Linked DNA regions of Homo sapiens: region 1 is linked to region 2. Evidence: chromatin loops called from intact Hi-C (ENCODE). Cell type or tissue: IMR-90. All regions are shown on one strand. Each heading gives the region's core, and the rest is flanking DNA. Links, peaks and the distances in the headings are about the cores only. Region 1 overlaps FIRRE (firre intergenic repeating RNA element). Region 2 overlaps FIRRE (firre intergenic repeating RNA element).

Region 1 (5,382 bases), core at 308-5,307, 51 kb before region 2:
ACCCAGGCTGGAGTGCACTGGCATGATCTCAGCTCACTGCAACCTCCGCCTCCCGGGTTCAACCAACTCTCCTGCCTCTGCCTCCCAAGTAGCTGGGATTACAGGCATGCGCCACCACACACAGCTAATTTTTGTATTTTCAGTAGAGACGGGGTTTTCACCATATTGGCCAGGCTGGTCTCGAACTCCTGTCCTTGTGATCCACCTGCCTTGGCCTCGCAAAGCGCTGGGATTACAGGCATGAGCCACCGTGCCTGGCCCATCACAAGATCTTAATTGCATTCTCTGTGGCCTCATAAACAGCCATTCCCTGCCTCTGATTTAGGGAGAAAAGAAAAATTATAGAACCTTGAGGATTAAACTTACCACACGGTAAGATAAATGACAAAGTAAAGTGTATGTTACTCTACTTCTAACATGTCAGAACCTTAAACCAAACATGTAGTCAAATATGTATTCTAGAGAGCCAAAATGCACATTGTGATGCATCTGTTATAATTTAAACAAAAAATTGGCCAGGTGCAGTGGCTCACGCCTCTAATCCCAGCACTTAGGGAGGCCAGGGTGGGCAGATCACCTGAGGTCAGGAGTTTGAGACCAGCCTGACCAACATGGAGAAACCCCATCTCTAATAAAAATACAAATTTAGCCGGGCCTGGTGGCGCATGCCTGTAATCCCAGCTACTTGGGAGGCTGAGGCAGGAGAATCGCTTGAACCTGGGAGGCAGAAGTTGCGGTGAGCCGAGATCAAGCCATTGCACTCCAGCCTGGGCAACAAGAGCGAAACTCCATCTCAAAAAAAAAAAATTATAAATAAATAAATACTGTCTACTTTTCTAAAGGAATGTTTTTGAACATATATTTTTCAGATTTTCCTTCATTTACATTGAAGGCTTGAAATGTTGAAAACAACACTTAGTATTGATGATATTTAAATGAATTCATGCTCCTGAAAGCTTTGTTAAAATATACATGTGATCTGCTCCAAACTACAATGTAAAGTGTAACCCAATTTCAATACAGATTTATTATTTGCATGAAATTAGGAATGTATCTATAGCTGGGTGCAGTGGGTCACACTTGTAATCCCAGGACTTTGGGAGGCTAAGGATTTTGGATGCCTTGAGGTCAGGAGTTCGAGACCAGCCTGGCCAACATGGCGAAACCCCATGTCTACTAAAAATGCAGAACAATTAATCAGGTCTGGTGGCCTGCGCTTGTAATCCCAGCTACTAAGGAGACTGAGGCAGGAGATTTGCTTGAACCTGGAGGTTGCAATGAGCCGAGACTGCGCCGTTGCACTGTAGCCTGGGTGACAGAAAAAGTTTCGCTCCCCCCAAAGAGAAAAAGTGTATGTGTGTATATATATATATATATATATATATGTATATATTTCTCTATGTGTATATATATATGTATATATTTCTATATATATATATATGGAAATACTCCATATATATATTATATATATATGGAAATACTCCATATATATTTTATATATATGGAAATACTCCATATATATATTTTATATATATGGAAATACTCCATATATATATTTTATATATATGGAAATACTCCATATATATATTTTATATATATGGAAATACTCCATATATATATTATATATATGGAAATAATCCAAATGGTTATTTTTTGCCTTGACAAATTGTATCGTAGTGCTTTTCATCTTTATTAGTACATTGATTTTTCTCAATCTTTGTCAAGCATTATTCTTTAATTAACCAGTAGGAGAATACTGTAAGACTTATATCTAAAATACAAATTATTTAAAAATAGACACACACACACACACACACACACACACACACAAACAGACACACCACTTAAAGTCTCAGGAAATACCTGAAGAATATGTAGTGTCATGGGATCATGCCGTGTTTTGATGTTAAATGATGAGACCATGAGATGAAACTCTGAGTAACCTCGACAGGAACTGAACATATGTAGTATGAGTATCATGCCATGTGGAGCACATATGGCATGTAGCAATGACAGCTTTCTGGTTCCTCCTCTATGGTTCTTGCCAAATTGTTGCCTACAATGCAACACATGCGGTAGAACATGAAGAACTTCCTGGTTGTCGGGAAGGGGAGCCAGGTCAGAGACCACCAAGGTCTGTAACTTGTTTGCTGGAAAAGATCTCCTCTGAGGTTCAAGCAGTTTTATCCTTGTGCCCTCATCCCCAAATTTATCCCCTGAGGAGGCAGTTTGATGCCATGGAGACTACTGGACCTGTAAGTCTGAGGTAATTCATAATCATATAGACTAGGTTAGGAAGATTTTAAGTTTCTGAAGGAGTAAGATTCCCGATGAGGGTGGGTGGTTTAGGCCTTGGTTTGATTTCAGATGGGAAACAAAAGTGACACAGTAAGACCAGATGACTCCAAACTGGGCAAAAAACAAGGCAGCCATATTTTCTTGTGCCTTTGTGTCTGGGTGGCGTTTTTTCAGACAGGGAGGGCGGGAGAAGAGGGAATCCAAGACACATCTTGGCACATCTAGAGCACTAGTCCCATCGTAAGGTGATAGTTTAAAGACACCCTACGCCACGTCAACGTCCTTCCCCTGAGGGCTACCTGTTGGAGAAGGTCTGGTCTGTGGGGAGGTAGAAAAGGCCTGGGATCCATGCTGATCCTCCTTGCCTTCTCGTCTAACGCCTTAAAAGAGATTTGGACTTTGGCGGTGTCTTGGTATAGAACCTGGATAGTGAAGGAAAGCAAATCCTGTAAATTTCCCTTGGAGGAACCCTGTCAATTGTGGGCGGATACTGATGCCGCAAGAGACCCAAAGACCTGTAGCAAGATGACACCATGGGAAAGCCCGCCAGCTCTTGCTCTAAGGGGCAGGAACAGGAGACAGATTCCCACAAGAGCAAGAATTCGACTTTGAGTGGGTTCCTGCTGTCCTGCCCAAACCAGGAGGAACCGAGGCCCCGCTCCCGACTTCCTGTGCCGGGGCCGCCTGGCAGCCGCTGCCTCACTCCAAGCCCCTTACTGTCCAGTTTCTACACCAAGATACCGTCAATGTCCAGAGCTCTCTTAAGACCTGAGAGGAGAAGGCAACAAGACCTAGTCTGGAGCCCAATCCTCTTCCACCTCGGCCCAATTGAGACCTTCCCCCATAGCTTCCTGGGAAGGAGTGTGTGATGGCGGATTCTGTCTTTAAACAATTTCCTCACGGTGGCAGTAGTGATTCACATTTTTCATGGAAGCCCTATCTTGGCGCACTCTTCCCCCGCCTTTTATGTCTGAAAAAACGCCACTCAGAGGAAAAAGGCGCCACCAAATCTGGCTGCATGGAGATTTGTCCTGTTTGGTGCAACCTTGTCTTACTGTTGAATTTTTGCTATTTTTCTGTCCATCTGAAAACAAAATGAGGCCTGAACTACCCATGCTCCTCAGGAATCTTGTTCTTTCAGAAATTAAATATACTCCTCACTGTGTCTATCTGGATAGGATTTACTTCACACAGTTACAGTCCAGCAAGTTCCATCTGGATAGGATTTACTTCACACAGTTACAGTCCAGCAAGTTCCATGGCATCAAATTGTCTCCTTCAGGTGATAAACTTGGTGGATAAAAGTGCAATAAGGAAAAAATTATTTGAAACTAGGAAGAGATCTTTGGCAAACAATTTACAAATCCTGATGGTCTTTGACCTGGTTTCCCTCCCAGAAAACTAGGAGTTCTTCATGTTCTAGCCTCAAGTGTTGTTTGTAGTCAACAATTTGGCATGAGCCACAGAGTAAGGACCAGATAGCAGTCATAACTCCCTGGCCTATATGCTCCACATGGCGTGATCCTCATAGTCCCTATGTTCAGTTCCTATCGAGATCACTCAGTTTCATCTCATGGTCTCAACATTTAACACCAGAACACAGCATGTTCCCATGCATTACATACTCTTCAGGGATTTCCTGAGACATTAGATGCTGTGTGTGGGGGGGATGGGTGTGTGTGTTCTGTCCTGTCCCTTGGAGCAAGAGTTAGCAGGCTTTCAGGCAGTGTTACTGTATCACAGTCCTTTGTTGCAGCAGTATGAGAACACCAAAGACAGGCCTGTTCCAGGTGTGATAAAGCAGGAGCCAGTATGTTTGCTGATAGTCTCAAGGGCATCTAGTTGTCTAAAGACTGAAAGGACCTAAAGTTTTACATCTTCTAGTAGAGTTGTTTTTTGGTTTTGTTTTTTTAGATGGAGTCTTGCTCTGTCGCCCAGCCTGGAGTGCAGCAGCACGATCTCAGCTCACTGCATCCTCCGTCTCCCAGGTTGAAGGGATTCTCTTGTCTCAGCCTCCCGAACAACTGGGACTAAAGGTGGGTTCCACCAAGTTCGGCTAATTTTTGTATTTTTAGTAGAGACGGGGTTTCACCATGTGGGCCAAGCTGGTCTTGAACTCCTGACCTCAGGTGATCATCCCGTTTTGGCCTCCCAATGTGCTGGATTACAGGCGTAAGCCACTGTGCCCGGCCATTCTATTTATTTATTTATTTATTTAGTGGAGTTGTTACACATAAAGGGATGGGAAACAAAAGGAGTGAAAAGGATTGAAAATTAATCCACATTTTAAAAGTGCTTGTCTGTGGGAGGTAGCATTACCCATGATCTCACTTTGTTAGCGGTGGCAGTGAACCGAGTTACCCCGAGTAACAGGCGGCATATCCATATAGGTCCAGAGGAACTTCAGTCCTGGCGCCTCAGAAGAAAGAACTTCACTGAGGAGCATAAAGCAGGAAAAGAGACTGAGGCAAGATTCAGAGCAGGAGTGGAAGTTTATTTAACAGGCTTTAGAACAGGAAAGAAAGGAAAGAAAGAACCCTTGGAAGAGATCCAAGTGGGTGCCTGAATGGCCAAGAGAACAAAAAGACCTTTTAACCTTGATCATGGGACCTTATAGGCTTACCTCTTGCTCATGATTCTTCCTTTAGGGTGAGCTTTCCGCATGCGCAGTGCCCTCCTTACCCTTTGGAATTGAGCACTGTGCAGTGTGTTTAGGGAGTTATACACATGCCCATCTGAGGCTTTTTTCTTTTTTCTGGTGGCATGTACCCGGAACATCATATTTCGCCATTTTGTGTCTTAATACGCATGCCCAAGAAGCTGCTTCTCCCTGTGGCCTGCATTCAATTCGTACTTTTAATATTAACAGATGTGGATCATCAGGAGATTGTCTCTCCCAGGCTACCAAATTATCATTTTTAGAGGGGCAATGTGATCATTGCCGAACCATCATGTGACATTCCTACTGGGTCAGGGAGAGCCCTTTCCTGCCGTGCTCATTGCCTATCTATCTGTAACTACTTTTTCATATGTGACTATTTTGTCAGGCACATTTTGAAGAAGGATGAGTGTTCCTACAAATTC
Region 2 (5,382 bases), core at 229-5,228:
AAAATGTTAGGTAGCCATAATTTCTGATGTCTTTGTCTCTTCATGAACTTTTTTTTAGAAATGTGTAGTGATGTAGCTGTAAAAAATCAAAGAGCTGATATTGTCTACTTTACTAAAGTAATTTTCCTGAGGCTGTATGTTAAGATTTACCTTTATTTATATTGAAGGCATGAAATGTTGACATATAAGACTTAGTACTGGTGACATTTGAATTAATTCATGCATCTGAAAGTTTCATTAAAATACACATTTGGTCTGATCCAAACCACTATGTACACAGTAATCCACTTTTTACACAGATTTATTTTTTTGCATGAAGTTAATGTATGCACATTTTGAAAGATGCATGGAAATAATCCATAAGTTCATGAGTTACCTTGACAAGTTGTATGGTAGCGGTTTTCTGTGTTAATACATGGATTTTTCTTAATCTTTGTCAAGCATTATTCTTTAATTTACTAGTTGGAGAATACTGTAATCCTTATACTTAAAAGACCAATTATAAAACTCTCAGAGACACACACAAACACGAACACAAACACACACCCCATAAAGTCTCAGGGAATACTTGAAGAATATGTAATGGCACGGGCACATGCTGTGTTTTGATGTTAAATGATGAGACCATGAGATGAAACCCTGAGCCACCTTGATATGAATTGAACATATGTTCTATGAGTATCATGGCATTTGGAGTATATATGGCATGCAGTAAGGAGCGTCACCTGGTTTCTCCTCTAATGGCTCATGCCAAATTGTTGCCTATGATGTACCACATAAGGCTCTTAGAATAGGAAGAATTCCCTGGATGCCTGACAGGGGAGCCAGGGCGAAGACCTCTGGGATTTTTAAATTTTTTGCTGGAGTTCTTTTCCAAGCTTTCAAGCTTTTAGCCCTTTTCTCTCTCTCTCTCTTTTTTTTTTTTTGAGACACTCTCACTCTGTTGCCCAGGCTGGAGTGCAATAGTGCGCTCTCCGCTTACTGCAACCTTCCCCTCCCAGGTTCAAGTGATTCTCCTGCCTCCTCCTCTGGAGTAGCTGGGATTACAGGCCTGTGCCACCACGCCCGGCTAATTTTTGTATTTTTAGTAGAGACAGGGTTTTGCCATGCTGGCCATAATGGTCTCGAACTCCTGACCTCGGGTGATCCGCCAGCTTCGGCCTCCCAAAGTGCTGGGATTAAAGGCGTGAGCCACCGCGCCCGGCTCCTTTTCTCTTTTTTGTGAGTTCATCCACTGAATGTATTCCCTGAAGGAGACAGTTTGATGCCTCGGAAATTACTGGACCTGTAACTCTGAAGTAAATCAAACCCACACAGAGTAGGTCAGGAGGATATTTAATTTCTGGAAGAACTGGATTCCTGATGAGGACCGGTGCTTTAGGCCTCGGTTTGATTTCAAGTGGAAAACAAAATGAAAAAGTGCAGCAGTAAGACTAGCAGGCTCCACACTGGGCAAATAGAAGGCATCCATGTTTGGTTGCGCCTTTGTCTATGAGTCGCGTTTTTTCAGACAGGAAGGGCAGGAGAAGGGGGCGGTGCTCCAAGACAGGGCTTTCTGGCATATCTGATGCACTACCGCCATCGCGAGGATGTCATTTAACGGATCCCTACGCCATTACATGGGTCGTCTTGTGAGGACTACCTGTTGGGGAAGGTCTGGTCTGTGGGGAGGTGGAAGAGGCTTGGGCTCCATGCTCAGAGTCCCTGCCTTCTCGTCTAAGGCCTTAAAAGAGACGTGGACATTGGCGGTACCTTGCTGTAGAACCTGGAGAGTGAAGGTTCTAACAGCAAATCCTGTAAACTTCCCTTGGAATAACTGTGTTCCTTGTGAGCGATATTGATGCTACCAGAAACCCCAAGACCCATAGCAAGATGCTAGCAAGTGAAAGCCTGCTGACTCTTGCTCCAAAGGGCAGGTAGAAGAGACAGATGCCCACAAGAGCCTCTATGTGTGTTTGACTGGTTCCCTACTGTCCTCCCCACACCGGAGGAACCAAGTTTCCGCTCCACGACTTCCTGTGCCAGTACCTCCTGGCAGCTGCTGGTTCACTCCAAACCCCGCACTCTCCAGATTCTACACCAAGATACCGCCAATGTCCCTGTCTCTTTTCAGGCCTTAGAGGAAAAGGCAGGAAGACATAGCCTGGGGGCCTACAGATCAGCCTTTCCCCCACAGGGAGGCTTTCCGAGAAGGACGCCATGATGGCGTATTCCGTCTTTAAACGATTTCCTCACGGTGGCAGTAGGGTTCCACATTTTCAATCAAGCCCTGTCTTGGAGCCCTTTTCTCCCGCCCTTTCTGTTTGAAAAAACGCCTTCCAGAGATAAAGGCGCCACTGAACATGGATTACTGGAGATTTGTCCAGTTGGGTGCAACTTGGGTTTGTGACCCGTAGAGGGTCAGGATTGCAAGTTGTCCAGGTTCTTGGCGTTTTGAACAAATAATTGCATAAAATGCCCAGCAAAGCAAAGCAAGAATGAAGTAACAAAAGAATGAAAGCAAGGGTTTACTGAAAACGAAAGTACACTCCACACTGTGGGAGATGGCCTCAGCAGAGGCTCAAGGGCCTGGATACAGAATCTTCTTTGGTTCAAATACCCCCTAGAAGTTTCCCATTGGCCACCTCATGTAAGTGGAGTGGTCGCCCGAAATAAATCTGATTGGTTGCAGAAAGGAGACAACCAGAGGCTAAACTGAAGTTACAAAGGTCACACTCCTGTGCAAATATCTGATTGGTTGCAAAAAGCAACCAATCAGAGGCTAGGGTGAAGTTAACAAAGTTATACTTGTATGCAAACGAAGACTAGGCCAGAAGTCAGCCTAATTTGTTGCCACAGCCAATTTTCCATCTGTAGTGCAGAAAAGGTCAAAGGGAGTAGCCTCTGGTCCTTTTGTTACTTAGGCGTTGAAAGTGAGGGTTTTCCTTTCAATTTAGTTCTAGGAAGTCAGCGTAAAACAGCCTTAGGTCCCCTGCCTCCAGGCCCTATTCTCCTGCCTCATCTCCCCGCTGAGAGACTTGATCCCCATAAATCTTTATGTGAGGCAGAGGGACTGAAGAGCTTTCTTCTGTAACTGCTTCATGCCGACCTGGGGCATAGTCCCTACCTATTGGAAATCACGGAACTCTCGCCATGCTCTATCTCGTGGAGGCAGGGTAGCTTCTTGATGGCCAGGGGTGGTGTCTTCACCTGGAACTGGCTGGAACCGTGGTTGCATGATCATCTGAAGCTTGATGATTATCTAGGCGAGAGGAAATGAATTTGGCTAAAAGATTTAATGGGAACTTCAGGGGGTTGATACCTATGCTGTCAGAAATGTTTTTTATAGAGATATGCAGGAGAAAAAAAACAAAACCTGGTCTCTTGTAGAATCTATGCGTTTCCCTAAAGTTTTAGCACGAGCGACTCCATTTTGGTTTGGTTTGGTTTGGTTTGTAGGGGCCTAGTGCATGAGCTCAGTCCAAAACAATGGCCTCCCATAATTTTCTTTAAAAAATTCCCCTTTATTCAGGTTTTCACTTGAGTGAGAGTGGGACCAAAACTTAGGGCCTTAGTGCCACTCTTGGTTACTATTATTTTGGGTTTTCATTCTCAGCACGTCAGGTATAGGTTACGGTGTCCTCATGGTTGCAGATTCTTTTGGCTCTTGTTATTCCAGTTGAAAAGAAACTATATTTCATTTTAGAGATGGCTGCATGCAAGCATTTAAAACCTTTGAGAGAACGCAGCACACCAGGGAGACTATTATTAGAGGATATACCAAGAATTTGGAGTATGCCCCTTACCCAAGATCTCCATAAACCAAACCTCCTAAAACCAAACAGATCAAAGAATGAGCTAGATAAAGAGTTTACTCACTTAATGAAGCAATTTCTTCATCAATTCCCGATCACTGAATTTTTTTTTTTTTTTTTTTTTTTTGAGATGGAGTCTCGCTCTGTCACCCAGGCTGGAGTGCAGCGGCGCGATCTCGGCTCACTGAAAGCTACGCCTCCCGGGTTCACGCCATTTTCCTGCCTCAGCCTCCCAAGTAGCTGGGCCTACAGGCGCCCGCCACCACACCCAGCTAATTTTTTGTATTTTTAGTAGAAACAGGGTTTCACCGTGTTAGCCAGGATGGTCTCAATCTCCTGATGTCATGATCTGCCTGCCTCGTCCTCCCAAAGTGCTGGGATTACAGGCGTGAGCCACCTATGCCTGGCCACTACTGAATTTTTATAATCCTCATTTGATGTATTTCCCCATAGGCCACAAGTGCCAGCAGCTGCACAGATACTTTTTCTGTTTAGCCATTTCTATCCCAACTTTCACAAGAGAATTTAGAATCACTGTGCAACTGCAGCCTTTACAGTAGAATTTGCTATAGAACCTATCATGAGGGATATATTTCCAATCATTGCTTCTTTTACTCCAAATCATGGAAAAAGGACTTAACAAATGATGCCCTTTGAGAAGAGTGAAGGCCCTCTGGCAGTGTTCTCTTCAACCAATGAAATGGGCCAAGAGGAATGAACCAATGTTCTGCTTTTGACTGATTATGAGGCAATGCATGTACCATTAAAGTTTCTTACATACATTGGCCTTTATCCTTTATCTACCAAAGTATAAGCTTATCCATGTAACCTTACACTTGCAGGCTGGCTGGAAGCTCCTTCACAAATAAAAGTACACCCTATTAGTGCACATAACAGACACTTTTCCACTTCTATTGTTCACAGAGACATAAGCAAGAAAAAAACTTTCAAAGAGAAGAGTTTCATGTCACTAGAAGTCTTAATCTGTGACCTTGGGAAAGATATTCACATCAAGGATGCCATCTTCTTCTTGGGAGAAATTTCCCTGGTTAGCTTTACCTCAAGGGTTACAATGGGTGCACAGTTCCAAAAGTGTGGAGGAACCCTTCTTAGTTGCAAGACCATGAACCCAAAGCTCAAGGTCCCTAAGTTTTGTTGTAGTGTGGATGGCAAGGACAGTCTTTTTCTGATGTTCTCAGAAGATCCAAACCATAAAAAGCCTTTTTTTTAACCTGGTGAAAATACACTGTAGCATAATAATCTACTATTAGAACATCAGCTCTGTTGCATAGGAAAGCTTTTATACAACCAGAAAACATGCATTGAAATGACAATTGAATGATATCCCTTTATAAAATGTTTAAATGGCCAACCAGGTGGCCAAATGTACCTGAAACTTTAATTGTTTTCCTAGGAATATGGGATCAAGCATTGGTTATAAACTATTTTAAACAATTTTAGTATTAGCTGGTTTAACACTGTTTTCTTTATATTTAATTATTTGATTTACTTGGGTTAGTAGCTTTATACAAGGAAATTTGGTTATTTCTGTAATTTACAATAACAGCATAATAACTATAATTGTGAT

What was found. Peaks named below come from ENCODE experiments on the same cell type or tissue, not always from the same donor. Only the 100,000 strongest peaks of a DNase experiment are listed, where the experiment ranks them.
Region 1: it touches region 2 in a loop (11-fold over the local background); 8 of 110 quality-filtered maps call a loop at or near these places.

Annotation. Positions count from the first base shown.
Region 1 is chrX:131,776,575-131,781,956 of GRCh38, reverse strand. The region is part of intron 4 of FIRRE (firre intergenic repeating RNA element); the gene reads left to right. Among named protein-coding and RNA genes, the nearest start is that of FIRRE, 51 kb to the left of the region's middle. RefSeq lists an enhancer at 2,889-3,228. In IMR-90, for the core only: a CTCF peak has its summit at 3,197; a DNase peak (open chromatin) is centred at 3,216; H3K4me3 peaks cover 544 bases; H3K27ac peaks cover 391 bases.
Region 2 is chrX:131,725,683-131,731,064 of GRCh38, reverse strand. The region is part of intron 8 of FIRRE (firre intergenic repeating RNA element); the gene reads left to right. Among named protein-coding and RNA genes, the nearest start is that of FIRRE, 100 kb to the left of the region's middle. RefSeq lists enhancers at 1,799-1,858, 1,959-2,108, 2,299-2,588. In IMR-90, for the core only: CTCF peaks have their summits at 1,576 and 2,245; DNase peaks (open chromatin) are centred at 1,554 and 2,284; H3K4me3 peaks cover 1,428 bases; H3K27ac peaks cover 787 bases.